Linked DNA regions of Homo sapiens: all the other regions are linked to region 1. Evidence: chromatin loops called from intact Hi-C (ENCODE). Cell type or tissue: endothelial cell of umbilical vein. All regions are shown on one strand.

Region 1 (8,000 bases):
GAGGTTCCCGCACCTAACCTCAGTCTACCTTCTCTTGCCCACCTGGTACAGGATAAAAACTGTGGGGTTGCTGTTGTCACCTTAAATACTCACATATTTGGGCAGAGATATACACTGTTTTTAAAAGTGTAGTTCTGGCAACTTCTATGACTTAGACCTATCTACTCTTTGGGAGATCTTGTTAACTATAGGGAGTCAGTAACTTCAACACCAAAACGAGAGGCCTGGATTGCTAGCTTTAGAATCATTTGCTGTTAAGCTCTGCCCTCTAGTGCTCATCAGTGTCACAACAGTTCAGCATTTGGCTACAATTCGGTTTCTAAATATTCTAAGAGCTTTTAATATTAAATGTAATAGCATGTCAGGACTTGTATTCAACTTCAGAAAGAAGAGCTGTGTTTACAATACATGAAAATGCAGATTTAAATTGTCAAGGAATTTTATTATTAGAATTAATTGTCAATGTTCTTGAATGAAGAGCTCTAAAATGCTATGATACTGTATGTAGATTTTGAGATAGGAGGTTTGCATTTGGCCCAAAGTGTTACCTCCGGTAACCAAGAAGTTTCCTGGGAACAACTTGTATTTGAATTGTGATTTGGTATCTGAAAAAACATCTCGGCTTGGCAGGAAGGATGCTGGTATTGGGTAAGGCAGAAGACTCCATGCCTGGGAGACAGCGTGTGCCCAGGCTGACTGGAGCAGGAGAGAACAGTGGGAGGAGCCTTGGGAGAAGCAGTAGGTGCTCCATGTTGCTTGAATGGGAAAAGAGATTCCGAGAAGAAGATCACGTTAAGAAATGAGTTTGGGAGGAATTTTATTTATTGCCAAACTGTCTAACTACATATAACTTTGCAACTTGCTTTTTTCATTGGACATCATTCCATATTAAACGTATGGGCCTCCCTCCTTCTTTCGAATGGGTACCCAGTATTCCATTGTATGAAATACAGTTATAGTTAACTAGTTGCCTACTGACATTTGGGTTTTGCTAATGTTCTGTTAGAAACAATTTTGTGGTTAGTACATAGTCATTTAGTAAGTATTTGTTGAGTCTCTTCCCTGTGCTGGTCACTGTTCCAGGGGCTGAGGATACAGCAGTGAACAAAACAATATCCCTGCCCCTGTGGAGCTTTTACTCTGGGGGTGGAGGACTGGAAAGACAATAAGAAAGACAGTCAAGTCAATCCTGTTAGCTGACGATGAGTGCTTAGCAGAAAAGATGCATCAGGGAAAGCAGCTATGAAAGTTGGAGTAAGGGGACATTAAATTTTAGATAGGGTGACCAGGGAAGGGCCTCACCAAGAAGGTGACTTTTGAGTGGAAATACAAGTCAACTGTAATGTCTAAGGGGAAGAAGAAGGGCAAGGCTTTGAAGCCAGGGTCCGCCTCTTCCATGGAGGAACGAGGAGGCCAGAGGCTGGAGCTGGTGAAAGCAGCTGGTGTTAGAGTGGCAGAAGGTGATGTGCGAGGGATTGTGTGTCAGAGTAAAGACTTCAATTTTTTCTGGAATGAGATGGGAGGCATCTCAGGTTCACTTTGGCTTCTGTGTTGCTGCTAGACTGCAGGGGACAGGGGCAGAAGCAGGGAGACCAGTGAGGAGGCTACTGTGATTGTCCAGATGAGAGATGATGGTAGTTTGGACCTGTGAGAGCAGGGGAGGTGGTAAATAAGGGGGTTCTAGGAATGTAACGTGAAGGCAGAGCCATCAGCACTTCCTGATGGATTGGACATGAGGTGGGAGAAGAGAGGAGCCATGCTTGACACTGGTAGGATGGTGCTGTTGTCAGTGGAGGTGGCTTGGTGTGCGTTAGTGTAAGAATTTTCAGAAGATAAAAATCTAGGAGTAGAATGATTCAGTGTCACATAATGGGTCAAAATAAAACTTCTTGGCAACCGAAAGTTTTTTTTATTTGTCGTTTCTTACATTTTTCTCAGTTTCTAATTTTTTTCTAATAGTGTTTTTATGATAGTTACTTATAAAAATAAAAACACCCCTGTAATTATATCCCTTAGTCTACTCCATAGGTAAGATACTGAAAACTTATGGCTCAATCAAAATTATGTAAAGCAAGTAACTTAAATATTAGAGCAGAAGTTCTTAAATTCATTTGTCTCAAGACTTTTTAAATTATTGAGGACCCTAAAAAGTTTTTGTTATGTGACTTCTAGCTATTGATACTCATCATGTTAGAAATTAAAATGGAATATTTTAAAATGTTTATTTAACTTATTTTTACTTGATGAGCATTTCATGTAATTCATTTAAAAATAAGAATAAACCCATTATATACCAGTGAATGTACATTTGTGGTAAGAATGACATTGTTTTACATATTTGCACATCTCTTTAGTGTCTGATAGAACACAACTTGATTCTTATATTTGCTTCGGTGTTCACTCTGTTGTTTTGTGTTACTTTGGTTGAAGTCTCAAATAATGTGGCCCTGCACAGGTATGCAGTTCAGAAAGGGAGGAGTATTTTAATAGCCTCTTCAGATCATTATAGTTGTTGGTCTTTGATACTAGAGTTCAACAAGTTGTAGTTCCTTAAAAGTTAACTGCAATGTGGACTCTGAAATCCTGTCAATGAACTTGTTTTATTTCCTTAAAATTCAATTTGAATGGATCTCTCTTGCAATTTGAATGGATCTTTTACCCATGCATGAGTTTATATCATCATGCATTGGCCATTTGAAAAATATTGGTTTACGAGTTATGCAGATCTTATAAATGTTACATATTTCACTATGTAATATCAGAACTCACATTCATTAATATGACCACCGATCTCATCAGAAAAATCATTAAAGTATTGGAAAGCTGTCAAACTCATGTGGTGAATACAAGTTTTCCAAAATTCTAATTTTCACTTGAAACCTGGAATTTTATCATTGGCAACAAACACTGTCTGTTGTTTTCCTTGAAGTAACAGGCTCACTTTGTTCGTTTTTCAGAAAATGGCTGCCAAATAAATACCCGAGTCTGAATAACCAAGTTTGTCAGACATTCTTTGAAGTAAAAATTGTGCTCTATGAAAAAGCAGCTAGTTGAGCCCACAATTCAATTGCACAGTTGCTTTTCCTTCACACAAACTCTGTGCTTGGAAACACAGCAGAATTGTTTTCTGTGCATGTCCTGTTGCATTGTATAGAATACTAAAGAGACATGTACTCGAGGGCCCATATTTAATAAAGTGAGTAATTCTCACTGCTTCATCAAAGACTTCTAGGTGGAACTGGCTATTTTTCTTCAATTCTTTGAGCCAATGGGAGTCAAGAGTGCAATGGCCCCTGGTAGAGTTTGGTGCCTCTGCCTTGCTTTGTGCTGAGGCACCAGGAATTAACCCATCATAGCTTTTGCACCACCAGTATAAATGTCAACCCAGTGAAACAGGCAAAAAATGTCTCTGTATTATTATGAAAATAAGTTTTGACCTCTCAGACCCCCAGAAGACCCCCCAGCCTGCAGATCAGCCTGTGGAACACACTTTGAGCACCACTGTACCAGAGGGTCTTTTGCTACTTAAGAGACTAAAAGCTGCAAAAACACTTAAAACACAAATAATCCCCTCTTGTTTATCTAAATCCATATTTATTTCTCTAGCAAAGTTTACTTTTAAGCTCAGCTTGCCCAACAGTTGCATTTACATTTAAAGAGACTTGTTTTTAATGTAGGAAAGACATTAAATTTTCATTTAAAAGTAAGGAAAAAATTGAGAGTCAATCCTTGAAGTAAGGGTTCTCAATTGTGGGCCTGTTCCTTGCAGTGGAGTGGATTGTGACACCTCTGGAAATGCTAACTCTATGTAACATAACCAAGTCATGATATACTGTAAAGATCTGGTTGCTCATCATATACTATAAAGTGCTAGGCCAGAAGCAATTGTAACTCTCCTCTCATTGCTTTATATTAAAACTCTGAAAACCCCAAGCTTGGTGAGGCCAAGGCTGGGTTATGGCAAGGTGCTCTGCCTGAGTATGCAAGTGTAGTCGAGGGAGAAATTTGTTGCAGGGATCCATTTACTTGGGACAGGCTGGAAGTGCGCATTCTCCTGATCCTTAAGCTTTTATTAATTGCTGCAGCCTTGGCTCCTTCTATGCTCCCAGTGTGGATTTGCTGGCTGAGCTCCATCCATCCTTTATGTGAATGAAGATAAGGATGTGTCAGACCCTGGGAATGAGAACATGCTGTTTGGCCCTTCAAGGCAATTTCCTTTCGAGTCCCAGCCCTCTCCAGATGGCATCTAATTGTTTCTTGAATGACCTCAGTGTCCAGGCTGCAGGAACCTGGTCTGAGAAGCCATTTCACATATTTATTAGCCTGTGGATGAGAACTTACTATATAAAGCCCCCATTCACATTCTCAAAAGAGCTTTTTGTACAGAAGAAATAAGGAAACTGATGGACTGTTTCCTGTGACCACCAGTCTTCAGCCGGATTCTTATTTTTACCAGGCCCAGGTGGGTGTATTTTGAAGGGGTCTGTGTGGTCCAGCTGAATCCATCCTGGTTCAGTGCCCTCCTGTCTGTCTCCTCATGGTCTCTACATGAAAGCCTTGACAGAATAGAGTCAAGTCCCCTTACCTCCTGGTTTCAGGATTACTTGAACAGAGTACAGGTAGTGTGAGTTGGGAATTACTGCATTCTGGAAGCCTCTCCCAGTTTGGAATCCCAGCTAGTTCAAAGTTTGAGAGAGTAAAATGACTCTTTTATTTTTGAGATGGAGTCTTGCTCTGTCACCCAGGCTGGAGTGCAGTGGTGCAATCTTGGCTCATTGCAAGCTCTGCCTCCTGGGTTCACGCCATTCTCCTGCCTCAGCCTCCCGAGTAGCTGGGACTACAGGCCCCCGCCACCATGCCTGGCTAATTTTTTTGTATTTTTAGTAGAGGTGGGGTTTCACCATGTTAGTGAGGATGGTCTTGATCTCCTGACCTCGTGATCCGCCCTCCTCGGCCTCCCAAAGTGCTGGGATTACAGGCATGAGCCACCGCGCCTGGCCGTAAAATGACTCTTAGGGCCAAAGTGGGAAGCAGCCGTAATTCAGCCAGAGGCTGGCAAGGCTGGCTTACCCGGTGAGGAGCATGACTTCTGTGTGGCCTGTCATCCCTCACGCCTCTGCAGTTCTGAACTATTTTTGGAGAGACAGGGAAGGGCCCCTACCTTCTTGCAAATACCATGAACAAGAGCCACGTCTCTAGAAATATGCATGCACACTTACTGCACATCTTAGTTCCAGGTGTTTGTGGACCCCAGGTTGAGAATCCCTGAGCTATCTCCAAATGTTCAGTGGGCCCCTATCATGTTCAGGCATTCCAATGATGACAATAAGACATGGGTCATGAGGCCAACAGACAAGGGCACCAGTCATTTTAATGAGTGCTTCAGTAGCTGAACCCTGGAGGACAGGGTTGGAGCTAGGGCTTCTTAAGGGGAGAAGGAAACCCCTACGGGCCCACACAGACTGAGAGCAGGGGCTCCCAAACTTCCAGGCCATGTCCACCTAAGGACTGTCTAAGGAGCACATTTGGGAAGATTTGAATGTGATTTGGAGATGATGTAAACGTCCTGTCCTTTGACCTGGAAAGAAGTCATGAGGGTTGCCCTCGCAGGTGACTGTACCGGGAAAAGCTCACCTGGCCTCAATAAGGGGATGTCTCAGCCAGTACCTCTAAATTGGGTCCTGTGGCCTTCCACATAGCAGAAAAGCCTTTTGGAAACATCCTCCAGGAGCTGAGGATGGTGCTGATGCCACATAAGCAGGGCTGAGAATGCAGTTTGTTTGTGCTTTCCCCTGGCTGGGAGGTGCTGGGTGTGGGAGCAGAACTCACCCCTACACCAGTGGCACAGTACATTCCAACAACATGAATCCCTCTCCCTCTTCCTAGAGGCAAATTCGTGTATTGTTATCCTTGAAAACTCAAGGCAACTCAATTATTTCCATGGAAGTCCCTGGAATAGACTGCAAAACACCATTAATTTCCATTCATTGCTGACACATGAGTGTACAACCCTATTATTAATGGGTGTATAATATGCATGTTTTCATGTAACATCAGTTCATGTTGGCTCCTTGTAGCATTTCTCAGATACAGAGATCACATTTTATACACATAATCTCCAACAGAGCCAGACACAGTATGTTACATCTCCATCTCAAGTTTTAATCTTACACTGATAAGGTGAGCCTGTAAACCCAAATTGATGGTGTGAGCTAGGAAACTTACCTCTGGGAAGGGCAGGGGTGGAGTGGCCTGGGTTGATGACTACTTCTGGGAAGGAAAACATTTTTAGGACCTTAGTCTCTTGCATCTGCCTCTCTCAGCACTTTGACCACATTCTCTTCCATCAGCTTCTTTATGCAGTGAGGGCCTGGCTGTGGGCTGCTCTAGGCTTATATTCTTAAGGCTTGTGGTCCAAGGGGAAAAGGGGATGTCTCTCTCAGCCCTAGTTTGAAAAGTCTCAGGGAAGGACTCTGTTTGGTCTCATGTCATTCACCTGCTTACTCTTGGACCATTCAGTGTTCAGTATTCTGATTGGCTCACACATCCATTAAAAGGATGAATACACATGCTACTCAGTAAAGCTTTTAAATATAATAGCCACCACCTGCTATCTATACCATTCCCCCCCTTACATTTTTAGGATCAGAAGTATATTCTGCTATATTTCTATTATCTCTATTCAGGATACATATATAAAATGTTGAGACATGAATGCTAAGTTTTGCGAAAAAAAAGAAAATCTTTTCAAGTCCTATTCCCATCTTTCCCTAGTTTATCTCCCTCCTGGTTTATGTACTGGATACCCATTGCCTCCAAGTTTGCCAGATTTGCTACTGTTACAGAGAAGTTATGGGCAGGGGGTGGGGATGTCCAGAGGGGCTGTGGATCCCCAGCCCATCTATAGCTTGTCCTTGGATGGATTCCCACATCTTATCACAAGTGACCCAACCGGGAGTCCTGGTGTTCCTGGATAGTTACCCAGATGGGTTTCTGCTGCTCTCCCTAGTAATTCTCCCTTCCTCCACCCAGCCCTTCCACCCATTTGGATATACACTGCAAGGCGTACCCAAATCTTTGAGCCACTGGCAAAGGAATTTATTGTCCCCACCTTGGCACCAGGAAGGGCAAATATTGACCTTCTGGATGTCACTCCTGCAGACAGCATTATGCTTGGCAGTTGACTACGTTAGGAAGTGAAGAAACTGGCCGGCAGTCAATGAGGTCCTTCCATGCACAGAACCCTCTGAATTGGCCTCTTCCTATAGAGGAAGGGGTACTGTTTGTGTTTCCATGTGACAAAAGCGGTCCCTTAGCCCTTCTTGTGCAGCAAGCCTTTGTTGCCTCCTGGTTCTTCTCAGATTCTGATGTCAGCATCCATCTCTCCCAGCCCTGCACTTTCCTTTCAGCTGTGAGCGGAATAGGACCTCTGATGGACTATTGCAGATGAGATCTGCTGCCTGTGTTGCCAAGAGTATCTGTCCCTCTGTTGGAGGGAGGTCTGCCTTTCAGATTTGCATAAGATAAAGCACTTCTGGTGACCAGGTGTTCTCCGTGCTTCCCTCATCACACCAGATAGAGCCAGCCATTCTGATTCGTTGTTGTTTTAATCATTAACTTTAAGAGCTGTTTGATCCCACATGTGAAATGGAGATAATAATACTCCTCTCCTAGTGTGACTATGAAATAGGACACCATGGTAAAAGTTCTCTGTAGAAGTGCTGGCTCCTGGCCTGGCATGGTGGCTCACGCCTGTAATCCCAGCACTTTGGGAGGCCTAGGAGGGTGAGTCACAAGGTCAGGAATTCAAGGCCAGCCTGGCCAATATGATGAAACTGTGTCTCTACTAAAAATACAAAAATTAGCCCATCTCTACTAAAAATACAAAAATTAGCCAGGCATGGTGGCGGGTGCCTGTAGTCCCAGCTACTCGGGAGGCTGAGGCAGGAGAATCACTTGAACCCGGGAGGCGGAGGTTGCAGTGAGCTGAGATTGCGCCA
Region 2 (8,000 bases), 72 kb after region 1:
ATTCACAACAGCAAAGACACAGAATCAACCCAGGTGCCCATTAATGGTTGACTGGATAAAGAAAATGTGGTGGCTAGGCATGGTGGCTCACGCCTGTAATCCCAGCACTTTGGGAGGCCAAGGCGGGTGGCCTGAGGTCAGGAGTTCGAAACCGGCCTGGCCAACATGGTGAAACCCTGTCTCTACTAAAAATACAAAAATTAGCCGGGTGTGGTGGCGGGCACCTGTAATCCCAGCTACTCAGGAGGTGGAGGCAGGAGAATCACTTGAACCCAGGAGGCGGAGGTTGCAGTGAGCAGAGATCATGCCATTGCACTCCAGCCTGGGCGACAAGAGCAAAACTCCATCTCAAAAAAAAAAAAAGAAAATGTGGTACATACACACCATGGAACACTACACAACCATGGAAAAGAATGAAATCATATTCTTTGCAGTAACATGGATGCAGCTGGAGGCCATTGCCATAAGCAAATTAATACAGAAACAGAAAACCAACTACTACTGCATGTCCTCACTTATAAGTGGGAGCAAAACATTGGGTAAACATGTACATAAAGATGGAAACAATAGACACTGGGGATCCCAAAAGCGGGGAGTGAGAGAGGGGAGAAAGGCTTGAAAAAATACCTATTGGTTACTATGTTCACTACTTGGGCAAAAGGATCATTAGAAGTCCAAAGCTCAGCAGCACACAATATATCCATGTAATAAGCCTGAACACGTGCCCCTTGAATCTAAAATTGTAATGAAAACTATAACCATAACCTAGCAATTCTACTCCTCGGTACAATTTTAGAGAAACTCTGAAATCAGTAAACATGTACATAGATACACATAAGCAGTATATTTTTACTAGCAAAACTAGTAGCCCAAATGTCCATCGACAAGAGGATGGATAATTTGTGTATACTTTTATAATGGAATACTATACACAATAAAATTATGCATAAACAAGGATAAATCTTAAAAATGATGAGTGAAAAAGTCTCAAGATACAATGGAATATTTAAAATATTTGATAACTGGGATATTACTAAATTCATAAATATATAAATCAGTGTACAAATCAACAAGATAATTCATTTTATTTAAACTACATAAAACTTTATCAAGTGATATAAGTAGCACAAACCATTTATAAATCACTAATAATTTTCAAGTTGTTTGTTTAAACAAATGGGTTGGTATAATCTTTTGCTTGATATGGCTGTCACCAGGGAAATGATGCCCCTGTGATTTGACACAAGGAACTGCAAACTCTTCCAGTGACTTCCCCCATTCAACTGACCACTGTCATTAGTTTACTAACCACTGCCTGGCACCTGAAGAGAGGGAACAGGTAATGGATCGCCATCTCACCTCCTACCCTCATCAGACAGCACAGCACCATCTGGGTGCTGGCTATATGCCAAGAGCCAGTGGCAGGAGCTCTCAGCCATAGAAGAGAATGGAGAAAAGGGAGAAAGACGGAGTAAGATGGTTGGGGATTGCTCATCTTGGTTTGCCAGAATTGGAAGCTTGTAGTTTGTCTGTCTCACTCCACACTCAAGACAGTGCTTCCACTGTGCCCACCTGGTAATATTCTACTTGTTAAACTGGGTGATATATTTATCTTATAATGGTTCATAACATACATATACATATTATCCACAAGAAACTCCTCAGGATGGAGATTCTGGGTTTACCAAATCAGTTCGTCAAATGCTCCCATATCCCTAATAGTGCTGTCACAACTCACAGAAAACAAGTGAGAAATCTTGTCAAACTGAAATTGTGTTGAAAGCAAGACACTAATTATGTCTTAGAATTACCCCCATTTGTATCAAAAGAAATGAGGCTATTTTGACATGGCTTATTCTTAGGAACCTCAGTCAGTTGCCCAATACACTGTCCCCTAAAAGCTAACATCATCTAATACTTTCAAGGGTTGTTGTCCAACTTCTCAGAATTTACTCTTCAAAATGTGTGTTTGCCAATTCCCCAATCTTTTGGTGCATCTTATGTTTTCTGTAGTTTCCCTAATTCCTGACAGTGACTATACTCAGGAATACATTGATCCTAGGTATATAAGCTCATTGAAATAGGTTGTTTCTTAAGCTTTTTTTTTTTTTTTTTTTTACTTAAGCTAATACAAGTTGAGTATCCCAAATTCAAAACTCCAAAATCTGAAACTTTTTGAGCAATGACATGATGCTCAAAGGAAATGCTGACTGGAGAATTTTGGATTTGGGGATTAAGGATGCTCAACTGTTAAGTATGTAATGCAAATATCTAAAAAAAAAAAAATCGGAAATATTTCTGGTCCCCAGCATTTCAGATAAGGAATACTTAACCTGTACATTCTTCAAAATAAAACCCTTTTCAATGAGACTAGAGAGACTTTTCATTTGTTGTTATCAAGGACGTTATCTTCCCCTCGCAAATAGGAAGTGATTTCACTGATCTTAGTTTTGATAATAAAAGCTTTCTTCATTGTTTTGAGCTCTCCACCCCAAACCTCTGTCCATCTGAAGCTTTAACAATTGACACTATTTTCCTGCTATTTTCATTGTTTTGTGTGTTCCTACTTCCAAACTTGGCATTGATCCCTAAATTTTCATCTCAACAATCGTAACCTCTCATTGTTCAGCATCTACCCTGAATTTTATTCCCTTTTCTGAGTTTCTAAAAGTTTGCAGTCATAGTTTCACATTTGCATTTTTTAAAAGGTGAATCTTCTGAAATTAGACTTCCTGAAGTTACAGATAATGTGTCACTAATTATGGCAAATGTTCTTTCCATGCTTTGAAATGCCAGGAAGACTTGGGTGTTGTAACTGATTAGGAATCAAGCCGGAGCACAGGAAATGCTGTCCAGCGTGTAGTGGCTAGATTGGGCTATGAGGTACAGGGACAGTTCGTATGGTTGCAGTGGACAGATGGTGTAAAAGGAAAGTCTATGCAACACAGCTACTGGAGAAGAAAGATAAATCCAAATTATTGCATGCAATTTAAATTCACTCTAAAGAGACAGCAAACTTTTTTTTTCCTTTAGGAAAGCTTAGAGAAACCAAAATTAGAATACAATTTCCAAAACTGCTTTGCAAAAAACAAAAAAAACTTGTCCCACTTATGGAATTTGTCATCTACTCTGTATTATCTGAGACTTGGCACATTCAAGAACAAAATCATCACATCTCTGATTCACATAGCAATGAAAGATCACACACTAAACACCTTAACAGGCCATGAAAAGATTGTTTTATTCCATGTAAATATTCTCAACAGAGAACACTATCTTTAAATGAAGGATTTACCATTAAGAAATCAACATGTGCACAAAAAGAGTAAAAATTACCAAAAAATTAAAGATTTTTTGGGACAATTCACATGTTCAAAATTTAAGAATGATTTAAACTGTGCAAGTACAAATGTCTTTCCTATTATAATAACCCATATACAGGTTGCACTATTCCACATCAAGGAACTTGCCTCCTACGGAAGCAAATCCTGCTTTTAGAAAAACAAACAGTAGCTTGAAAAGAACAGTTAGTCCTTACAAGAAAGTCTTAAACTTTGCCCTCTGTGGCTGTTAGCCAAAAAACCATAAGCACTTCAGGCTTTGTACAGAAGACAAACACAGCCAGATCACATTTCCTCCTCATTGCTAACCTTTAAAATAAAAATAGCACTAGATTTTAAAACTACTTCATGTAGTCTGTCAGTACTGAATAATGTCACATTATATAAATAACCCTGTAACGAGATTCAATATCTAAACTTTATAGTTTACTAGCTGCAAAGGTAATACACTATATGTCAGCTGTGTAACAGTGGTGACTTGATCTTATGAAGGCAGTAACTTTCACACAATTGTCATTCAGCTTTAGTATAACGGGTAGTATGATTCAAATAACACTGGGAAAAAGTTATTAAAGCAGTCACACAGCTTCTAAAATATTGCTTAAAATTCAATAATACACAAACCATTTCACGTTCTTTCTCCCCTCAAAACAGTAAAGAACCAAATTAATGAAGATTCAGTGGTACAAATAACCCCCCACCTGCCCCATCTCCCTATTACAACACCACTAAGAAATTAGTTAAGATACATGTCATTAACAGAATCACAAATGCGAGGCAGGACACCATGAGCAACAGGAGCACTAACAACAATCATATTTACAAGTATAAACATACAGAAATTCCATTTTACAAGTAAAAGTGCACATAGATCATTACAAAGTTTCACTAAATTTTATCAGGTTCAAACAAAAGCATCACGTGGAAAGAGACTATCATTGTAATTATCAAACATGATCGTCATAACCCAAAATAAAAAGACAATTGGGGGAGGCCCATAAAACTTCTCATAAAACCACTGAGGAAATTAAAATGGACTTGGACATGTCTTTAGTTTGATGCATAAATTTGAAGATGCACCACTGTATATGGTAGAGCTCTAATAGCCACCTACCGAGGCTACATCGGCAGCTGCAGCGGTGCTGCAGAGTTAAAGCAGGTCGCACTGAGCTGACACATAAAGCCCTTTGTGGGATACTGTAGTGGTAGTGTTGGCAATCAACAGATTTAGGCACTCAAGTTTAAGGCAGCATTTGAATGGAAGCAGCTGACTTTTGACAATAGTCCTTTGTCTTGAGGTGGTGAATATCTTCTGTGTTTATTATGCCAGGATTTCAGTGCTGACTAGATTCTTCCCAGACTGAGGTGCTGAAGATGTATCACGTTTCAAAGAGTTCTTTCAACTGGGCTGTAGGCTACAGCAGAGATGTTTTCTTTTTCTTATCATAAATACTTCAGGTTCACAGCTACTTCTTCGTAATGCCAAAACTGGAATGTTTGCAGTGGGGAAGTTATAGCAGTGTGCACAAATACTAAGATGGAAACATTAGTGCTGGAGATGTTTGACAAAGTGATTTGCACTACAAATGTAAAACAAAACAAGGCTTTGACAAGAACAAGGGAATCTAAAGACATGCCTGAAAAATCTAGCTCAATCACGCTAGACATGCAACAGGATGTTAAGCAAGCACGGAGGTGGCGCAGGCAGACACTGACAGATGGCAAGGATCTGACAGATAGTGGGTCTAAAAGCCAATTAAAACAGAGCTGGGAGGGAAGACAATCCTGTTGGGACAGCTAATGTAAGACACATTTTTTGACAGCTCTGCATTCTTTATTGATTAGACAGCAATAAAATAAATAGAAAAATGGTACACTATTGTTGGCTTTTTCTTTTGTGGGAATAACTGTGAACTAGGAACTTAAGGGTTGGTATTATGATTTTTAAAAACAATGTATGGAAATGCTAATGAAGTTAGTAAAAAAAAAATCATGTCTGCATGCACTCATGCAACTTGCTTCTCTCACTCTCTTTGAGCCTGACAACTCTAATACCCTCCCCCAAAAGCAGCTGCATGTAACCTCCTTCAACATCTTGCCCATTTCCTCAGAAACCCTCTTCAGGAACCTGCAGTCCAGGAGGAAAAAGAAAAGAACAATTACTGAAGACCTTTGGTAAAACCAAAAGGGGTGTTCAGTTTAAAGTGCCTGTCCCAAATGTCTCTATCATTTTATAGTCAGCTACCGAAAACACCAGGAAAATTTAAAACATGGGCAAAATTAAAAACCAATCTTACTGCTTCTTCACACTTTACTTCCCCACACCACTGACTCAGGGTGTGGTCACACAACCAGCACTGCACAATCCTTGACTGCACAGTGTTTCCAACAACGCTTGCTGAAACTAATTGGAAAAATTTATCTATCCTAATAACTAATGATTCAGCGGAAATAACAAAATGCCCTAAAGGCGGTACACATATCTTCCTCTAACCCAGATAGTCAAAAAGTTTCTCCTTTAAAAATTAAAATTTGTCAACACTTCCCCTCCATTCAAGGTTTCCTCTATCTTCAAATGTGTATTTTTCTATGTAACTGTGTATTTTCCTATGTGTAACTGCTAAATGCTAAATAATCACTAAAGTGGTATTTCCCAAAAGATATTTTCAAGATGAAACATACAAAAGTATGAGATTAGTTTGGAAGGAAGCTTGTAAATTATTGAAAATTACCAGCTAACCTCAAAATATTTTGAGGTCTCAAACAAAATCTATTTTATTCACCTAAGAGCTAGACCAGGAGATTTATTTTGAAACTCTCTTTAAATCTACTTAAATAGATTATGTGCTACCTGCTCATTTTCTTCCTTTAGGAAACCAAAGTTAAGAATAGGTAAGAAAATGAAAATGATGTTATTATTTTACTAAATTATCCAACTACTATTTTTCTTCTTGGAAACTGTAGCTACAAATTCAAACTTCTAGAAGAAACCACTCTTTGGGGAGTCGGCTTTCCATAGCATTTCAGAGCAGTTTCACTATTCAAATTCACTAAAGTCACTGTGTTTTCTGAAGTAAAGGGGGCAGAGAGCATTACTATCCATGAATTCCTGCCCAATAAATCAAATTCTATTTGTAAGGCAGAAAAACACAAATCCTTCACACAGACTTAAGCGGGACATAAAGCAAAAGGCATCAATTAAGCTTCACACCAACGTTACTCAAACAGTAAAGTGCCACAAAATGTTTCTTGTGGTAATATTCACAAGATCAAGCCTACACTCAGCTCACATAGTGAACAATTAATCTTGGATGCCCTTTAAGTTTCCTTATTTTTTTCAACCTGTTGAATGTGTTTTCATTTTATGTTACTCTTCCTATGTCACACATGGCACAAAGGTGCCTGGTTAGTTTAGATATAAGTTACTGCACCTTTACTGTTTTTCTCTAGAGTTACATCTATGTATGACGTGGGAACGTAGCCTTCTTCACCGTTCTGTCTCCGAGCTCTTGTCCATCCGTCACCTTTGTCCTCCTCTATAATGTAGAGAACTTCACCTTCTTTCATTGCTAGAGTACCTTCATTATGTCCTAGATGAGAGTTTTCACAAGCATAATTTAAGCATTGTGATAATTTTTTTTAAAGTTACTAATACAATGCACAAAATACAATGAAACCCTACTAGATTTCAATGTACCTGGAACTACTGACTCTCACTAGCAACATCTCTATTGTGCTTTGTGGCTTACCCAGCACTTTCATATACATTCTCTCATTTGAGCTGCATAATAAGCCCGCAGGGCTGGATAACATCACCCCCATGTAACGGATGAAGTTAACTGAGTCACAGTGACATTACATGATTTGACAGGGTATTCTAATTCCTATGTCACTATTCCAACTCTTTTCCCAAATTTTAGTAGTCTATCTAAAAAAATTCAGCAGGTATGGATTAGGAAAACAGTAACCAGATAGCAAAAGAGCAGGAAGAAAGAAGGAAAAAAGAGAGTCTGAAGGGAGAACAGAGAAAAATACGGGTTTGACTCTAGAGATGGTAGAAACAGAATGGCCATACACAACTCTTTCACTCTCTATCCCCAACCACGCCCAACCTGCTTAGCAGTAACAATTTTCACAACTGAATCTTCATTTAACACGTGCCAAATTGCTTCCCTACTCTCTAGATTACATTATAGCAAGTTTGTTTTCTTTTGTTTTGTTTTAGAGATAGGGTCTTACTGCCCAGGTTGGATTCGAACTCCTGGGCTCAAGCAATCCTCTCACCGCAGCCTCCCAAGTGTCTGGGACTATAGGCACACATCACTGCACTTGGCTGCAAGGTCTTAAATTTAATATATTTTCTAATAAGAAGTAACTAGAGACTTTGCTCAATTTTAAACCAACACGAAGTGGGGAGAAAGACCTTAAATCAAGCACCATTTTACAACCGTTTATTTATGAAAGTGTCGCTCAGTTCTCCTGTTAGTTGAGGGAAAGTATTTTTCACAGTCCAGGATAAAGAGGAACTAAAAATCTGCAGGAGAAGGCCTCAGTGCCTTACTTCCCTTCCAGAGTTTGTTCTTCAACTTTCATAGAGTAAGAGATAACATAGTCAGTAGCTACTACATTCTCTCCCACTTTCATCTAAACAGGTGGCCT
Region 3 (8,000 bases), 320 kb after region 1:
CAATTGTCCTGCCATTAGCACAGTCAAATAATCATTTAACTATAGCATTTCAAAGATACAGTTAATTCTAACTATTTATTTGCTATTGTTTTTGGGAAGAACATTTTGTACATGAAAAGGAGGTGAGAAATGAGATATGGGCTTTAATTTGGGAGAAATACATGGAGCTAGGAAATGGAAAGGAATAAAAAAATGAGCTTTCTTCTATGAAAGGTACTTAAGGGCTGGGCGCAGTGGCTCATGCCTGTAATTCCAACAGTTTGGGAAGCCGAGGTGGGCAGCTCAAATAAGCTCAGGAGTTTGAGACCAACATAGGCAAAATGGCAAAACTCCATCTATACAAAAAATACACCAAGCGTGGTGGTGTGTGCCTGTAGTCCCATTTACTTGGGAGACTGAGATGGGAGGACTACTTGAGCCCAGGAAGCGGAGGTTGTAGTGAGCCAAGATGGTGCCACTGCACTCCAGCCTGGGTGACAGAATGAGACCCTGTCTCAAAAAAACAAAGAAAGAAAAGAAAAGGTACTTAATATCTTCAAATATTCAAGATCTGAATGAGAAAAATGTAATTTTAGGTCAGGTGTATATAAAAAGTATCCAGCAATTTCATAGCTACTTATCTTCATGGACTGTTTCCTTGGTTGGTTATCTCTGTCACTGTTCATATCACACCGAGGGTTGTTACCTGCTGGCTTTCACATCTTCCTGTTCTTTCACTCATTGACTAGACTTTTCACTCATTTAATCACTGTTTTCAAACATCTCTATGTGCCAGACACTGGAGTAGAGATGCAAGGGTGAGTAAAACACATGAGATCCCTGCCCTTTCATTACATTTAATGAGAAGAGAGACAAAAAAAAAAAGTGGATACTTTCAGATTATGTTAAGTGTTATGAAGAAATAAAACAGGGTAATGGGGCTCAGAATGACTTTGCAGGTGAGAGATAGGTGGCTGGAATATTTTAGATAGAATGGTGAAGGGATCTGAGGAGACAATTTGTACTGACAGCTCTGGGAAGTGAACAAAGAGAAGGAGCCAGCCATGGGAAGAGTTCCAGCCATAGGAAACAATAAGAGCAAAAGCCTGAGACAGAAATGCATTTGACATTAAATGAGAGGGCTGTAAAGCAGGCCTATGTGGCCAGGGTGCAGTGAACAAGGGGAGAGTGGTAGGAAAGCTATGCAGGTCTTAGAGGCTTTGGAAAAGAGCTTCAGTTTTTTTCTAAGAGCGATGGAAAATTATCATAGGGTGTTAAGTAGGGCAGAGATGTGGTTTTGTTTTTAGAAGGCTCTCTGGCTTCTCTAATAGTGGGCAAGAAGATAAACCTGGAAAATAATTAGATGGCCACTGCAGTCATCCAAGCAAGACATGATGACTTGGACTAGGGTGGTAGCTGTCACAGTGGTGAGAAGAGGTTTGATTCAAGTTCTTTTTTACATATGGGGCTGAAAAGACTTGCTGATGGATTGGTTTGAAGGTGGTGAGAGGAAGTACTAGGTGAGTGGGGATGCTTTATTCAAGATGTACAAAACTGGAAAAGGAGAAATTCTGGAAGAAATTCTAGAGAAAAGGAAATTCTGGAAAGACCAATAATTTTTCTCAGTCTTGTTACATTTGAGATGCCTTAAGAAATACAAGTGGAGATGTGAGAAGGCAATTAAATATTCAAGGAGATTAGGGGGGTTGAGTAGAGGAAGAAGTAACCAAGAAGAAACACCAGTGAAATAGGAGGAAAATTGAGAGCATATGGTTACAGAAGCCAACTACAGAATGGATTTTAAATAGGAGGAAATGGTCACCTCTGCCAAATTTAGAGTGGTCAGATAGGAGAGGACTGAAAATTGACATAATCTTTGGCAAGGTCAAAGTCACTGGTGACAGATCTGGTAAATATTATTTCAGCAGATGCAATGAACATATAATTGGAGTGGGTTGAACAGAGAAAGAGAAGTTAGAAAGTAGAGAGAGCAAGTATAGGCAACTCTTGATAAGCTTTACTGTGAAGGCATGCTGAGATAGAGGGCAGAAGCCAGCAAGGATGGAGAGTCTAGAGAGAGTTTAGTCAAGCAAGACAATACTAAGGCATGATGCAGAAAAGAGGACACATAATGGCAGGAGTGAAATCCTCAAATAGGCAGGAGGGCATGGGATCCAGAGCCCTGGAAAGGACAACCTCATTGTGAAAGGAGGGAGAACATGTATTCAGATTCAGGTAGGTTGGTAGATTCGATGGTGGGAAGATATAATTACTGCCTGAGGCTTCTGTTCTTTCAGTGAAGTGTAAATTGAGATCACCAGTTGAGAGTGAGGAAAGATGAAGTGTTGGAGGTTTGAGGAGAGAGGAGATGTGAAATAAATAACTTGGAGAGTCAGAGATAATGTCATATTCATATTTGTATCCCAGCATCCTACCACAGTGCCTGGCACATAGGAGGCACTGAAAAACAGTTTTGAAGAATGACTGAAAGTCAGAATCAGAAAAGAAAGAACAATGATACACACTTAAAACTTACATCTTAATACAAGAATAACATATTTGTAGAATATCTTGGTTTATAAATGTTTTAGCATCTACTTGAATTTACTCAATAAATTCCAGAATACTCGAGGAAGGAGGCATACTTGCAAAAGGTAATTTAAGACAAGATGACCTCTTTACACTTTATTTACAAGAGCACCTTTCTCATTAGGCTGATTTTTTCAAGAGTAAGGAGATGCTGTCTTTTCATCTTAATATTCTCAGGACATGCATTAAATAGTGCCTGGCACAAAATTAAGTGCACAATAATGCTTTTTCGGTTTTTTGTTTGTTTTTGAAACAGGGTCTTGCTCTGTCACCCAGGCAGGAGTACAGTGGTGTGATCACAGTTTACTGCAGCTTCAACCTCCTGGGCTTAAGTGATCCACCCCAGCCTCTCAAGTAGCTGGGACTATAGGCATGTGCTACCATACCCAGCTAATTTTATTTTTTGTAGAGACGGGGTCTCACTATGTTGCCCAGGCTGGTATCAAACTCCTGGGCTCAAGCAATCCTCGTGTATCTCCCAATGTATTAGGATTACAGGTGTGAGCCACCACATGGGCCAGTAATGCTTTTTTGAATAAATAAATGACTATAATCACATGGAGCTTCTAATCTCCAAAGGATTTACAGGCTGAAATAGAAAAGTCTCCAAAAGAATTTAAATACTTCAGGGATGAAAAGCCAAAGTGGATTGATTATAAAGACAAACAGATGCTTTAGGGACATTTTAAGGGAGTCACAATATGCAACCAAACATTTCCACAAAACTTTCTTTGTAACATTGTTTCAAGAATAAAAACCTAAATGATTTTGGGTCTCACTAGCATGGCAATTTTTATATTTGTTTGAGTTTATAGGCTCTTTTGACCTTTTCTCTATAGTAGTAATAGATTTTTGTCCTTTTGCCTAACACTGTGCATTATAGTGAACTACATTCCCAGATACCTTAGAATCACCCATGTTTATCCCTTTCCTCCTCTAGGAGGGCTCTGAGAGATTTCATTTCTGTCCTGCTGATGAAGTCTACGTTCATTCAGGGCCTGCTGTGGAAGACCAGCCCCAAAGGTGTGTTATACTAAGTAGGCAGATTCTATCTCCATCTAATTCCTAAGTTAGGCTTTTCTTACTCCTAGAGTTCTGTATAGCATGGCCTTCTTATTTCTTGTAACATTGCTTTTGGGAATAAAATGTTTGAAGAAAGGAATATAAAGAAGAAAAAATGCTGGGGAATATATAAGGGAAAAAGAACAAAGGTTGAAAAACAGAAACAGAGAAAGGGAGGAAAGATAAATCTGACCACTTTAAAGTCAGTCAGTATACCTACAGACATTCAGTTGAGCAATAAAAGAATGGGATAAACTATGCAACTGAGAAAAAAAATGACAGAGGGGCAGGAAAGACTGGTCATTTTGTCCTGTAATGAAGACCACAGAAGTCATTTTTACGTCAGGGTGAAATAATTGTGGCCATAGCTATCTCTGGTCTCATGTTTATACATCACTACAAATCACAAGTGAGAAATAATATAAACATATTTACTAAGGCTTTACCAAGAACAGTTGGCTTTTCAGATTTAGAAATAGCTCAAAGGGGAAGGAGGTATTACTCAGTCATTATGTGACTGGCACCCTCTAGTGGCTGTTTAGATTTCCTGCATGTGGATCCTAATTGCATTTTGAGGAAAAGACCTTTAGAACAAAAATCCCAATACTCAAGTTATATGTCCTGACATACGGCTTTTTTTCAGTGTGCTTTGGCAGCAAAGCTAAGTTAGAAGTGTAGAAATAGGGGAAGATAGATTATTTGGGTGTAACATACTTTAATTATTGAAAATGAGCTACATCGTTGACAAAATGAAATGGCAGCGAGAGAATAGCAAGAAGTCCATTCAAGGGAAGTTTTTTCTACCCATTTGTCATTGTCTTCATTCAACTCTACAGAATTTCCACATGGGAATTTAACTCTGCAAATGAATCTATATGATGCTATTAATTGATATTTACATATTAATGAATGTACTTGGAAAAATATTATTCAACTAGGAGTCCTTTTCTTACAGTTTATACGTAAAGACCATCCTTTTATTTATGCTAAGATAGCTCTTTGCAGAGCTTGATATTATGTTTTGTGAATTTCCTACTTAATCCAGTGTTAAAAATCTTCGCTTTTATTCTTTACCATTGTCGACCTAAAGGTAGATGCTAAGGCACAAAATATGATTTAAAGAGTTTACTTAAGCTGGGCACAGCTACTCAGGAGGCTGAGGCAGAGGATTGCTTGAACCCAGAAGTTCAAGGCCAGCCTGGGCAACATAGCAAGACCCCATCTCAGGACAAAAAAAAAAAGTTTACTTGAGCCAAGATAAGGACAGTTGTTCTAAAGACTCAGACCCAGTTACCTTGGATATGAGCTCCGTCAGCCTCAGTTACAAGCAAGCTTTCAAAGGAAAAAAAGATAATTAAAAATTATCAGGAGTGGGCTGATAGAAAGTTGTTTGACAGGCCAGGTGTGCTGGCTCATGCCTGTAGTCCCAGCACTTTGGGAGGACGAGGTGGAGGACTTTGAGACCAGCCTGGGAAACACAGTGAGACCCTGTCTGTACAAAAAATAAAAAAATAAGCCAGGCATGGTGGTGGGCACCTGTATCCCCAGCTACTCAGGAGGCTGAGGTGGGAGAATTGCTTGAACCCAGGAGGTTGAGGCTGCAGTGAGCTCAGATTGTGCCACTGCACTCCAGCCTGGGTGACAGAGACCCTGTCTCAAAAAATAATAATTTAAAAAAAAGTTGTTTGACAGGAATTCTCATTGGTTTACAGAGATAACATTAAGTGTTTGACTGTACATTGTTGAACGATACGATATGAGTTCTGGTGTCCAGCTGTAGCATTTCATGGCTTCTTGGTGTCAGCCTCGGGCCCACGTAGCAGGTGGCATCAAGAGACAATTATTTGGCCAAGTGCAGTGGCTCACACCTATAATCCCAGCACTTTGGGAGGCCAAGCAGATGGATCACTTGAGGCCAGGAGTTTGAGACTGGCCTGGCCAATATGGCAAAACTCTGCCTCTACTAAAAATATAAAAATTAGCCAGGTGTGGTGGCATGCACCTGTAGTCCCAGCTACTCGAGAGGGTGAGGCATAAGAATCTCTTGAACCCGGGAGGCGGAGGTTGCAGTGAGCCGAGATCACACCACTGTACTCCAGCCTGCGTGACAGAATGAGACACTATCTCAAAAAAAAAAGAAAAGAAAAGAAAAGAAAAGAAAATATAAAAGAAAAAAAAAGACAATTATTTAGCCCAAGGGGAAGTGAAGTGAAGTAACTGCTGTTTCATTCTAATGCCTGTTTGGGCCTGATAATTTAAAAGGGCTTACATTCCTAAGATAAAGTCTCTTTTCTTCTTTTTTTACATTGTTTTTAGTGATCAGGAAAGAGTAGTATGTTTGATATAGCGACAATAATCCAAACTGATCATGAGATAACTAACCATGTTGTGAGTTGTTTGCTAGCCTAAGGCATTATTCAATAGCCAAAAGCAAGCTGTGGTATTGACAAGATCCTTTCACTGTTGCACTTCTGGTACTGTAAAGAATGGACTAGATCCGGGCAAGTAAAAAGTTAGCTGGCTGTTTTGTTAGTCCAAGGGAGAGAGGATGCAAACCTAACCTAGAGCATTGGCACATAGGATGGAAAAGATGGGTTAGACCAAAGATATTTCTGAAAGAGAATTTCAAGATTAGTAACTGAATATGAAAGGAGTGAGAGGGGGAGGAATTAAGAATAACTCTGAGATCTCCGGCTTGGGAAAATGGGTGGATGATGACACCATTAACTAAGAACAGGAATATAAGATCATTTGTATTTGTACAAATACAAATTTGGAATTCAAGGTTAAGATTGGCATTTGAGAAACAGATTTGGGAATTAATAAATGAAGCTATGAGAATAGATAAGGCCATCAAGGAAGCACACTGGAGAAAAAGGAAGAGGTCCAAGGAAAGCAGTGCAACATCTAAAGGCAGCGAGAAAGCCCAAAATAAGAATTATCGGAGTGACGGGAAAATGGCATTTGAGAAGATCACAGAAGAGAGAGCATCAAGGCATGGTAGTCTACAGTGTTAAATGGGGCAGAAAAGTCAAGTAGACTGCAGAAAAAAAAGCCAGCCGTTTTGCAATGAATTCAACAGGTTAAAATAACTACCACTTGTAGAGGAGGAAAAAAACTTTTCCCTATCCTCTTAGGTTCAGTACCTGGGGCCGTACAAATTAAACTAGCAAAAGACAGATTAACAAAAGTGAAAAGTTTATTACATGAGCCTATTGGAGCTTCATAGAAAAGTTGTGAAAGCCTCCAAAGGCCAGTAGACCCAGAGGCTTACATATCATTTTAACAAAGTATGGACAAAGGGATTTTGAACTTGAGGTGAGGGATAGGTTGTGTGGGAAGGAGACTTACTCAGATTTAAGTCATCTCAGGTGATGAGAGTTGTCTCCAGAGTTGGTATCCTCTTTCTGGTACCAGAGAGGAGGATACCTTTATAAATAGAAATTGCCTTTACAAAAATAGAAATTTATACTCTGCTTTTAGAACTTTTTCTGCATCTTCTGTTCCTCAGTTGCCTTCAGCTCAAAGTAATCATTATGCCAAAGTGACATATTTTGGGGAGGCTTCCTCTGATCTCCCTCACATTTGAAAACAAGCAAAGTTTCTCTCAGAAAGCAAATAAATATACTGATATAATATAGGCCAAAATGAATCCTAAAAGCTTGTCAAAATTCTTTTATTTTACTAAAGTTTAGATGTAACAAATATGTTTGCCTGGCTCCTTTTATACACACACATACTCTCTGTCTCTGTCTTTTCTAGACCAGAATTTAATCTGTATTAAACAGAGTTTAAACTGCTTTTATTTCAACATGAGGAGGTGGCTTATTGAGCTATTTAAAGAAAAATGACTTGAACCAAAAGCCTTCTGTCTTTCTAACTACTCTCAACAGACTGACTATTGTAAAATGTTGAGCCTATTAACTTCTCAAATGAATCACAATATAAGAGGATATCCAAACACAATAAAGTGAATGGAATTATGGTCAGACTATGAAAATATTATTGAGAAATACATTTAAATCACTAAACACTTAGCTGATTTGGTTATCACGTTAAAATGCTTCTACTGTTGTAGAACATTTCTCTTTAGTCCACTTAAAGATGAGAAAATTGGCATATTGTATAGGAGCTTACTGAAATGCCTGCATTGCAATAATACTATTGGCATCAAGAGAGATTTATCTCAAGTCTTAAATCTCAGTTGGGTAAATTTTGTTTTATAGGTTTTCATGCCCCACCCCAGACTTATTGAAACGGGATTTTTGAAAAACTGTTAATCTATGGTTTGTCAGTACAGGTACATAAATATTAATAAATCCAGACAATATGCGGGGTTTATTAAAAAAAACAACTGAACAGAATAATTT
Region 4 (8,000 bases), 58 kb after region 1:
TATTTTAGTCAATCTCAAAAGTAAATTGAATCTTAGTGAAAGCTGCTTCATTTAGGGGACAGTGTCCTAAGTATTTGGGGTCTACTTTTTTTTTTCTTTTTTGAGACAGAATCTCACTCTGCCACCTAGGCTAGCAGTGGCACAATCTCAGCTCACTGCAACCTCCACCTCCCAGGCTTAAGTGATTCTCATGCCTCAGCCTCAAGTAGCTGGGACTATAGGCAGGCACCACCACACCCAGCTAATTTTTGTATTTTTAGTAGGGACAGGGTTTCACCAGGTTGGCCTGGAACTCCTGACTTCACATGATCTGCCCGCCTCAGCCTCCCGAAGTGCTGGAATTACAGGCATGAGCCACTGTACCTGGACTGGGGTCTATTTTTTTTTTTTTTTAAACGAAGTCTCGCTCTGTTGTCCAGGCTGCAGTACAATGGTGTGATCTTGGCTCATTGCAACCTCTGTCTCCTGGGTTCAAGCGATTCTCCTGCCTCAGCCTCCTGAGTAGCTGGGATAACAGGCGTGGGCCACCACACCTGGCTAATTTTTGTATTTTTAGTAGAGACGGGGTTTTGCCATGTTGGCCAGGCTGATCTCGAACTCCTGACCTCAGGTGATCTGCCCACCTCGGCCTCCCAAAGTGCTGGGATTACAGGCATGAAGCACCACGCCCAGCCTCTGGGGTCTATTTTTTAAGGCAGTAAATATTTGCTGACAGTCCATGCTTTCTCTTTGATGTACAGTAGCAAGTGTCATCCTCATGAACAGTAGTGATTCAAGGAGAACCAATTAGGATGAGACATCTGGCTAAAGTGTGTTGTATAAGAAGGAGACTGCCTCCATCTGGGTCACCAGGTGTGGGCAGTCTAGGATAATCACTGGGAAATGAGACATTTGCAGAGCTTCTATCAGAATCCTTAGAATAGTTTATCTCAGGTCACCTAAAACAGACTGTCCTATTAAAAAGTTCGGATTCCTGGTCCATCTGCCATAGAACTCCCTAATTACCGTTTCTGAAACTGGGCATTTGAATTTATCTGCTGTGCCAGGGATTTTTTAGGATGAGTGTCAAACCTGAATATCTGTATCTGAAGTCAAGCAGGCCTCATAGAGGAAAGTCAGGCTGCCATCTTTATTGCTGAGGATCAGCACTCCCACTTCTGTTCTCCCAAGCCCTGGATGCTTGGAGGACTTGAGTATGAGTTTACAGTCCAGCCAGCAAAACTTTCTAGTAACACCAAAACCGCTGGTCACTCGGCTTGGCTGTTTCATAGCCACAGGTTAGCTCTGAAATCCTGCCAGGTACTCACTGAAATTCCATCATTGCCACTGAAAAACAGCCACAATCACATGTCCCGCAAGTCAGATCATGGCAGGAATAGAATTTACTTGCATTAAAGCAAGGTCACCTTAAAAATAAAAAGTTGAAAACTTAGTGCCTTCATCGGGAATTTGTGGGGGGTCAATTCTAATTATATTTCAGAAGCTTTCAGAATTCTTCAGGTAGACTGGTATTTTGTAGGATTGGTATTTGAAATAAGCAGCCCATAAGTTCTGCCAGATTTTCATGATATACTGATTTCTACTATAACGGGTTATCATTTTTTCATTCAGGTATTTTAATGTGCATTATGTTTATTTCCTGTCACCTAAAACTGCCTAGAATTTTGACAGCAGAGCCAACAGGCCAGGCTGTGGGTAAAGCCTTCCAGCCCAGAGCTTCCCCTGAGACTGGTAAAGGAGATGTTTTGTGGGATCACATGGTTGCCATCCATGACATCAAACTCAGCAGTTAGGGACTTGTCCCCAACCACATTACCATGCTTTGTAGGCGGCTCCCTGCCTTCTAACAGTGTCAGCCTTTCCCTTCTGGAGCACATCAGCAGTGACAGGACACAGTCCTCCAGAGCATACAGTGGCCTAGGAGGAAGTGGCATACCCAGAGAAAGCCCAAAAGGAGGGTCACATTACTTTGCGTGTCACCATCCAACCCAGCCCTTACACTATAGCCACATCTGCCACCTTCTCTTCTCAGCTTCTAGTATCAAGAGAATATGTCCAGGAGATGGGCCTAGCCCAGACCCAGAGGCTTCTTTCAGAAAGGCAATGCCTCAGGGAGTGGGTGTAGGGAGCAGGGGTCTACAGAAGGAAGGGCAGCATGGTGGGCAGCAGGAGGAAGGCGGCCACAGCCTTTTCTTCACAGCACGTCTGCTGGTGCTGAGCCTACTCACCTTCCTTTTGGATACAGGAGCTCTTCAAGGCCAAGTAAATGAATCTCAGCTCTACCACATACCAGCTGGGAAGCCTTGGGCAGTTACCTAATCTCTTCTGTTTTCTCATCTGTAAAAGCCAAAATACCTGTCTTAAAGGGCATTGTGAAGATTAAATGAAATTCTTCAAATATTTGACACAAACTTGGCTCTTATTCCCCAAATACTAATGCCCTTCCTTGTTTCATGTAGAAAACTTAACATAGCCTTGCCGGTTTTAGGGTATGAGTTGGGGACCATTTATCTTAGGACAGTCAGAGTCAGTGGTGTATGCTGCTGCTGACTAAATTGTTCCAAAAGAAAATTGAGGCCCTGAGTTACCTGCAGAAGAAAAGAAATGAGTAGCAGGCATGGTGTCTCATGTTTGTTGTCCCAGCTACTCAGAAGGCTGAGGTGGGAAGATCACTGAGCCTGGGAGGTTGAGGCTACAGTGAGCTGTGATCGCACCACTGCACCCCAGCCTGGGCAACAGAGTGAGACCCCATCTCAAAGAAGAAAAGTCATAAAACTCTTTAAGAGACGAGTTAAACTATAGCTATCCATACAGTGGACTATTATGCAGAAATTTAACAAAATAAGGCTGTTCTATATGTACTTATACTGAATGCTTTTGAGGCAAGGAATGGGTGTGGTTTATGTAGTATATAATATGCATGTATTTATTTTTAAAAGGGGTGTGCGTATAGACAGGAATTTTGGGGAGGTCAATTCCAGTTTTATTTCAAGAGCTTTCAAAATTCTTCAGGTACACTGGAATTTTCTAGGATCAGTATTTAAAATAAGCAACATCAGTTCTGCCGTATTTTCATGATAATGCTGATTTCTATTATAACAAGAGTGTAATTTTTCATTCAGGTGTTTTACTTTGCATCATGTTTATTTCCTCTCATCCAATACTGCCTTGAATTTTGACAGTGGACTGGCCAGCAGGCCAGGCTGTATGTGAAACACACACGCACAAGCAGTTGAAGAGAGTTGCCATCTCTGGGATGCGCTAACAGCAATGCAGATGGGGCGGATGGGGGATTATTTTTTCTTTCTACCCTGCTTTCAGACACTTTGACATTTTTACCATGTGTATCTATCACCTGTTCCAAAATTTAAGCAAAAGGGTAATTTTATTTTATTTATTTTTTTTTTTTTGAGACAGGGTCTCACTCTGTCAACCAGGCTGGAGTGCAGTGGCATGATCTTGGCTCATTGCAACCTCCGCCTCCCAGGTTCAAGCAATTCTCCCGCCTCAACCTCCCGAGTAGCTGGGATTACAGGCACACGCCACCACGCCTGGCTAATTTTTGTATTTGAGTAGAGACAGGGTTTCACCATACTGGCCAGACTGGTCTTGAACTCCTGACCTCAAGTGATCCACCCGCCTCAGCCTCCCAAAGTGCTGGCATTACAGGCGTGAGCTACCACGCCCAGCCACTAAAAGGTAATTTTAAAAAGAACCTTTTCCAAAACACCACCTTTCTTCCAGATCACAAGGTTAGAAAAGACGTGGACTGCTCTGCGGCACCAGTACACCCAAACTGCCATTCTCTATGAGAAACAGCTGAAGCCCTTCAGCAAACTCCTGCATGAAGGCAGAGGTGAGCACGTGGGCAGAGCAAGCATGGGGCTACCCCGCTGGGGAGTGGAGTACAAGTACACAGGGCATGTTATGAGGCCCTGAGTTATCTGCAGCACTGTGGATGGCTCATCAGGGCTTTTATCAGATGACAGCGTTGCTTGTAGAAGGCTGCAGTTGCTGTAACAAGACAAGGGCTATGAGTCACCTCATTCTGTGCTTAACTTTGGAAAACATGTGATATGGAAAACTCTACTCCTTATTCTTCAGAGTCCACATGTGTTCCCCCAAACAATGTATCAGTCCCACTGCTGATGCCGCTTGTGACGTTAATGGAGCGCCAGGCTGTGACTTTTGAAGGAACCGACATGTGGGAAAAAAACGACCAGAGCTGTGAAATCATGCTGAACCATTTGGCAACAGCGCGATTCATGGCCGAGGCTGCAGACAGCTACCGGATGAATGCTGAGAGGATCCTGGCAGGTAAGAGATGGGTTTTGTAAGCTGTTCTCTAACACTGTATCGTAATTGAAATGAAGGAATGGAAGAGCATGGCTGACTTCACTTAGAAAAAGACCAAAAAGGAAGGATTAAAGAATGGAATTCCATTTCCTATATGGCTAGTTATTACTTCCTCTTAATTCCAGAATGACTCAAGTGCCCTGTTTCTCCTTGTGTGTTCTGTTGTTCAATGGTATAGAATAAACAGAGAGAAGGGGTCAAGAAAGAACTGGGGCCGGGCGTGGTGGTTCAAGCCTGTAATCCCAGCACTCTGGGAGGCTGAGGCAGGTAGATCACTTGAAGTCAGGAGTTCAAGACCAGCTTGGCCAACATGATGAAACCCTGTCTCTAATAGAAATACAAAAATTAGCTGGGCGTGATGGTGTGTGCCTGTGATCCCAGCTACTCAGGAGGCTGAGGCAGGAGAATCACTTGAACCCGGGAGGCGGAGGTTGCAGTGAGCCGAGATCGCACCACTGCACTCCAGCCTGGGCGCTGGGCAACAGAACAAGAATTGGCCAACTTGCCTACCACTTATTAATAGTACCTCTAATAGGTGAGATTAGAAAAGGTGATGTGCCAAGATGAGGAGGTGGAGTTTTATCCAGACCTCATTTATCTGCATTCCTGTTCCTTCCCAGTCACACTGGGAAGTGAGCTCCCCTGCTCTTAGCATCAGACACATCCTGGAAAGTGTGGGGCAGTGTTGCGTAAACGGATTTTTCTTACAAGTGCTATGGTGACAGAAAGCAGCCTCCTCAGTCAGCACGGCCGGCATTTATCACACATGTGGCATGCGCGCGGCACCGTGCTAACTGGATGTCCTGAGGAATTTAAGCAGGTACGATAAATGCAGTGTATACTGTGGGAGCACTTAGGGGAAGGGACTGATTTGGTCAGAGATGTTAGGAAAGAGGAAGCACCTGGTGACAGCTTCCCAGAAAACACTGCATTGATTGTTAAAGGACAAAAGCAGTTACCAGCAAGCAGGGCTGGGAATTCCACTCAGATGGCACAACCCAAGCAAAGGCGCTGAGAGACCTTGGGGAAAACTGGGATCCACAAGTACTTGGGTTTAGATTTGTGCAAAGTATGACCTAAGGAATGGCCAACTAGGCTACAGAGGGAGGTGCAGCTGGGAAGCCCTTCCACATAAGACCGTGGCTGAAGAAGAGCCAGTGAAGGGTTTAATCATGGGAGGGTGTCACATGGTCAGATTTCTGTTTTAAAGTAAATTACTCTGGTGTCTGTGTGGAGGAAGGCTGGAAGGCTGAAGGTTTGCTGGCAGAAAGACCATTCAGGAAGGAGGGCTTTGCCAAGGCAGTCATCAAGGATGACTATTTTCCATTACTATATAATTTTTTAAATTCTTCAAGGGCTCACAGTTTGATTCACAAAGTTAAGAACTATGTGGGGGCAGGAGACTCCATTTATTTAATTCTAAAAGGGAGCTGCCTCAGAACCAGATGTGGGACTTAGTCGTTTGCACCATCTGCTGTGGGTATAAGCACCGCATACCTGTTTCATTTTCTTCCTCAAAAAGTTCTCCAGGATTGGCTGTATGTTACTCAAACAATAAAAGCACACAAGTCAACAAGTATCAGAGTGCCTACTTAGACAAAGCCAATGAATACATTACCATGGATGTTGCATAAGCCAATACATCAGGGTGGGTTTTGAGAAAAGTGTGCCATAAGCTGCTCTACAGCTTTAAATCACTTTAAAGGTCACTGATGGAATTTTTCAGTCGATCCTAATATAGATTTCACAGCAAGTACCCATTGCTGTAAGTGACAGTGAACCCAGGAAAGGCAGAGATCTGCTCACCAGCATAGACCAGACCACGTGAATGGGAAGGGGCTCAAAGCATGTATGAATAGGAGTCACCATCTGGGGGCCGGGCGCAGTGGCTCATGCCTGTATTCCCAGCACTTTCGGAGGCTGAGGTAGGCAGATCACCTGAGGTCAGGACTTAGAGGCCAGCCTGGACAACATGGCAAAACCCCGTCTCTGTTAAAAATACAAAAATTAGCCGGGGAATTTTGAGAGGGAATACTTGAGAGGCTGAGGCAGGAGTATCAAGCGATTCTCCTTGATTCTTAATTTCATTGAGCCGAGATTGTGCCACTGCACTCCAGCCTGGTCTCAAAAAAAAAAAAAGTCACCATCTGGCCTTTGGTTGGTTATCCACCAAGGATATTCTGGCATCATCAGGAAGAAAATATTCCTGTTGTCCTTTCTACAACCAAGATCCTGTGATCTAGATGGCAGGTATATTTAATGGCAGAACAAACTATCCCAGCAATAATAAAGGATGAGAACCACATGACTCTTTGGCTAGAGGCTTCTCTCTCTTTAAAAGAGTTGCCTGAACATCTTTGGCCTTAAGCAGACCACATCCTCTCTTAGATGGAATAGAGTTAAGAAATAGGCCCACACATATGGCTGACAGTTGATTTTCAACAAAGGTGCCAAAATAATTCACTGGATAAAGTATAATCCTGCAAATGGTATCTGCTATTGGATATCCATATGCAAAAAAGTGAATCTCGATCCTTACCTCATACCATACACAATAATCCAAAATGGATCATAGACCCAAAATGTAAGAGCTAAAGTATAACCTTCTGTAAGAAAACATAGGAGAAATTCTTTGTGCCCTTAAGCTAAGTAAAGACTTCTTGGCCAGGCACGGTGGCTCACGCCTGTAATCCCAGCATTTTGGGAGGCTGAGGCAGGCGGATCACCTGAGGTCGGGAGTTCAAGACCAGCCTGACCAACGTGGAGAAACCCCGTCTCTACTAAAAATACAAAATTAGCCGGGCGTGGTGGCGCATGCCTGTAATCTCAGCTACTCGGGAGGCTGAGGCAGGAGAATTGCTTGAACCCAGGAGGCAGAGGTTGCACCATTGCACTTCAGCCTGGGCAACAAAAGCAAAACTCCATCTCAAAAAAAAAAAAAAAAAAAAAGAAAGAAAGAAATTCTTAGGACACAAAAAGCATGAACCACAGCAGAAAACATTGAGTACACATATATCTGATAAAGGACTTACATCTAGGCTATACAAAGAACTCTTACAACTCAGTGAGAAGATAAAATTTAAATAGACAAAAATTTGAATAGACACTACATCAGAGAAGGCATACAAATGACAACTACATGAAAAGATGTTCAAAGCATTCATCATTAGGGAAATGTAAATTTAAACCAACCACAATGAGATACCACCACACTATCTAGAATGGCTACAACTAAAAAGAATGATAGGCCAGGCACGGTGGCTAATGTCTGTAATCCCAGCACTTTGGGAGGTCGAGGCGGGTGGATCACCTGAGGTCAAAAGTTCGAGACCAGCCTGGCCAACATGGCAAAACCCCGTCTCTACTGAAAATACAAAAAATTAGCCAGGCGTGGTAGCACACACCTGTAGTCCCAGCTACTTGGGAGGCTGAGGCAGGAGAATTGCTTGAACCCGAGAGGTAGAGGTTGTGGTGAGCCAGGATCGTGCCACTGCACTCCAGCCTGGGCAACACAGCGAGACTCCTTCTCAAAAAAATAAAAATAAAAAATGATAAAACTAAGGGTTGGCAGCATGTGGAAAAACTGGAGTCTTCATATGTTACTGCTGTGAATATAAAATGATACAGCCATTTTGGAATAGAGT

The links. Hi-C counts contacts between places; a loop is a spot of excess contacts. Peaks named below come from ENCODE experiments on the same cell type or tissue, not always from the same donor. Only the 100,000 strongest peaks of a DNase experiment are listed, where the experiment ranks them.
Region 2: it touches region 1 in a loop (7-fold over the local background); 12 of 110 quality-filtered maps call a loop at or near these places.
Region 3: it touches region 1 in a loop (6-fold over the local background); 23 of 110 quality-filtered maps call a loop at or near these places.
Region 4: a loop joins it to region 1, with 7 times the contacts of the local background. A loop is called at or near these places in 13 of 110 quality-filtered maps.

Annotation. Positions count from the first base shown.
Region 1 is chr1:93,621,929-93,629,928 of GRCh38, reverse strand. All of the region lies in intron 3 of BCAR3 (BCAR3 adaptor protein, NSP family member), which reads left to right. Among named protein-coding and RNA genes, the nearest start is that of BCAR3-AS1, 34 kb to the right of the region's middle. In endothelial cell of umbilical vein, a CTCF peak has its summit at 281 (motif pointing left); DNase peaks (open chromatin) are centred at 248, 4,158 and 5,888; H3K27ac peaks cover 6,284 bases.
Region 2 is chr1:93,549,878-93,557,877 of GRCh38, reverse strand. It overlaps FNBP1L (formin binding protein 1 like), which reads right to left. Exons shown (of 17, transcript NM_001164473.3): 16 at 6,773-6,931; 17 at 3,217-5,469. The coding sequence ends at 5,462. Among named protein-coding and RNA genes, the nearest start is that of TRC-GCA7-1, 38 kb to the right of the region's middle. RefSeq lists an enhancer at 4,336-4,864 and a silencer at 4,912-5,206. In endothelial cell of umbilical vein, no CTCF peak of the experiment used is centred here; DNase peaks (open chromatin) are centred at 2,507, 2,767, 3,527 and 4,857; H3K27ac peaks cover 4,096 bases.
Region 3 is chr1:93,300,979-93,308,978 of GRCh38, reverse strand. No RefSeq gene overlaps it. Among named protein-coding and RNA genes, the nearest start is that of CCDC18-AS1, 41 kb to the left of the region's middle. In endothelial cell of umbilical vein, a CTCF peak has its summit at 4,163 (motif pointing left); a DNase peak (open chromatin) is centred at 4,138.
Region 4 is chr1:93,563,596-93,571,595 of GRCh38, reverse strand. BCAR3 (BCAR3 adaptor protein, NSP family member) reads left to right here. Exons shown (of 12, transcript NM_003567.4): 10 at 3,745-3,856; 11 at 4,105-4,317. Among named protein-coding and RNA genes, the nearest start is that of BCAR3-AS1, 24 kb to the left of the region's middle. In endothelial cell of umbilical vein, no CTCF peak of the experiment used is centred here; DNase peaks (open chromatin) are centred at 4,065 and 5,315; H3K27ac peaks cover 1,391 bases.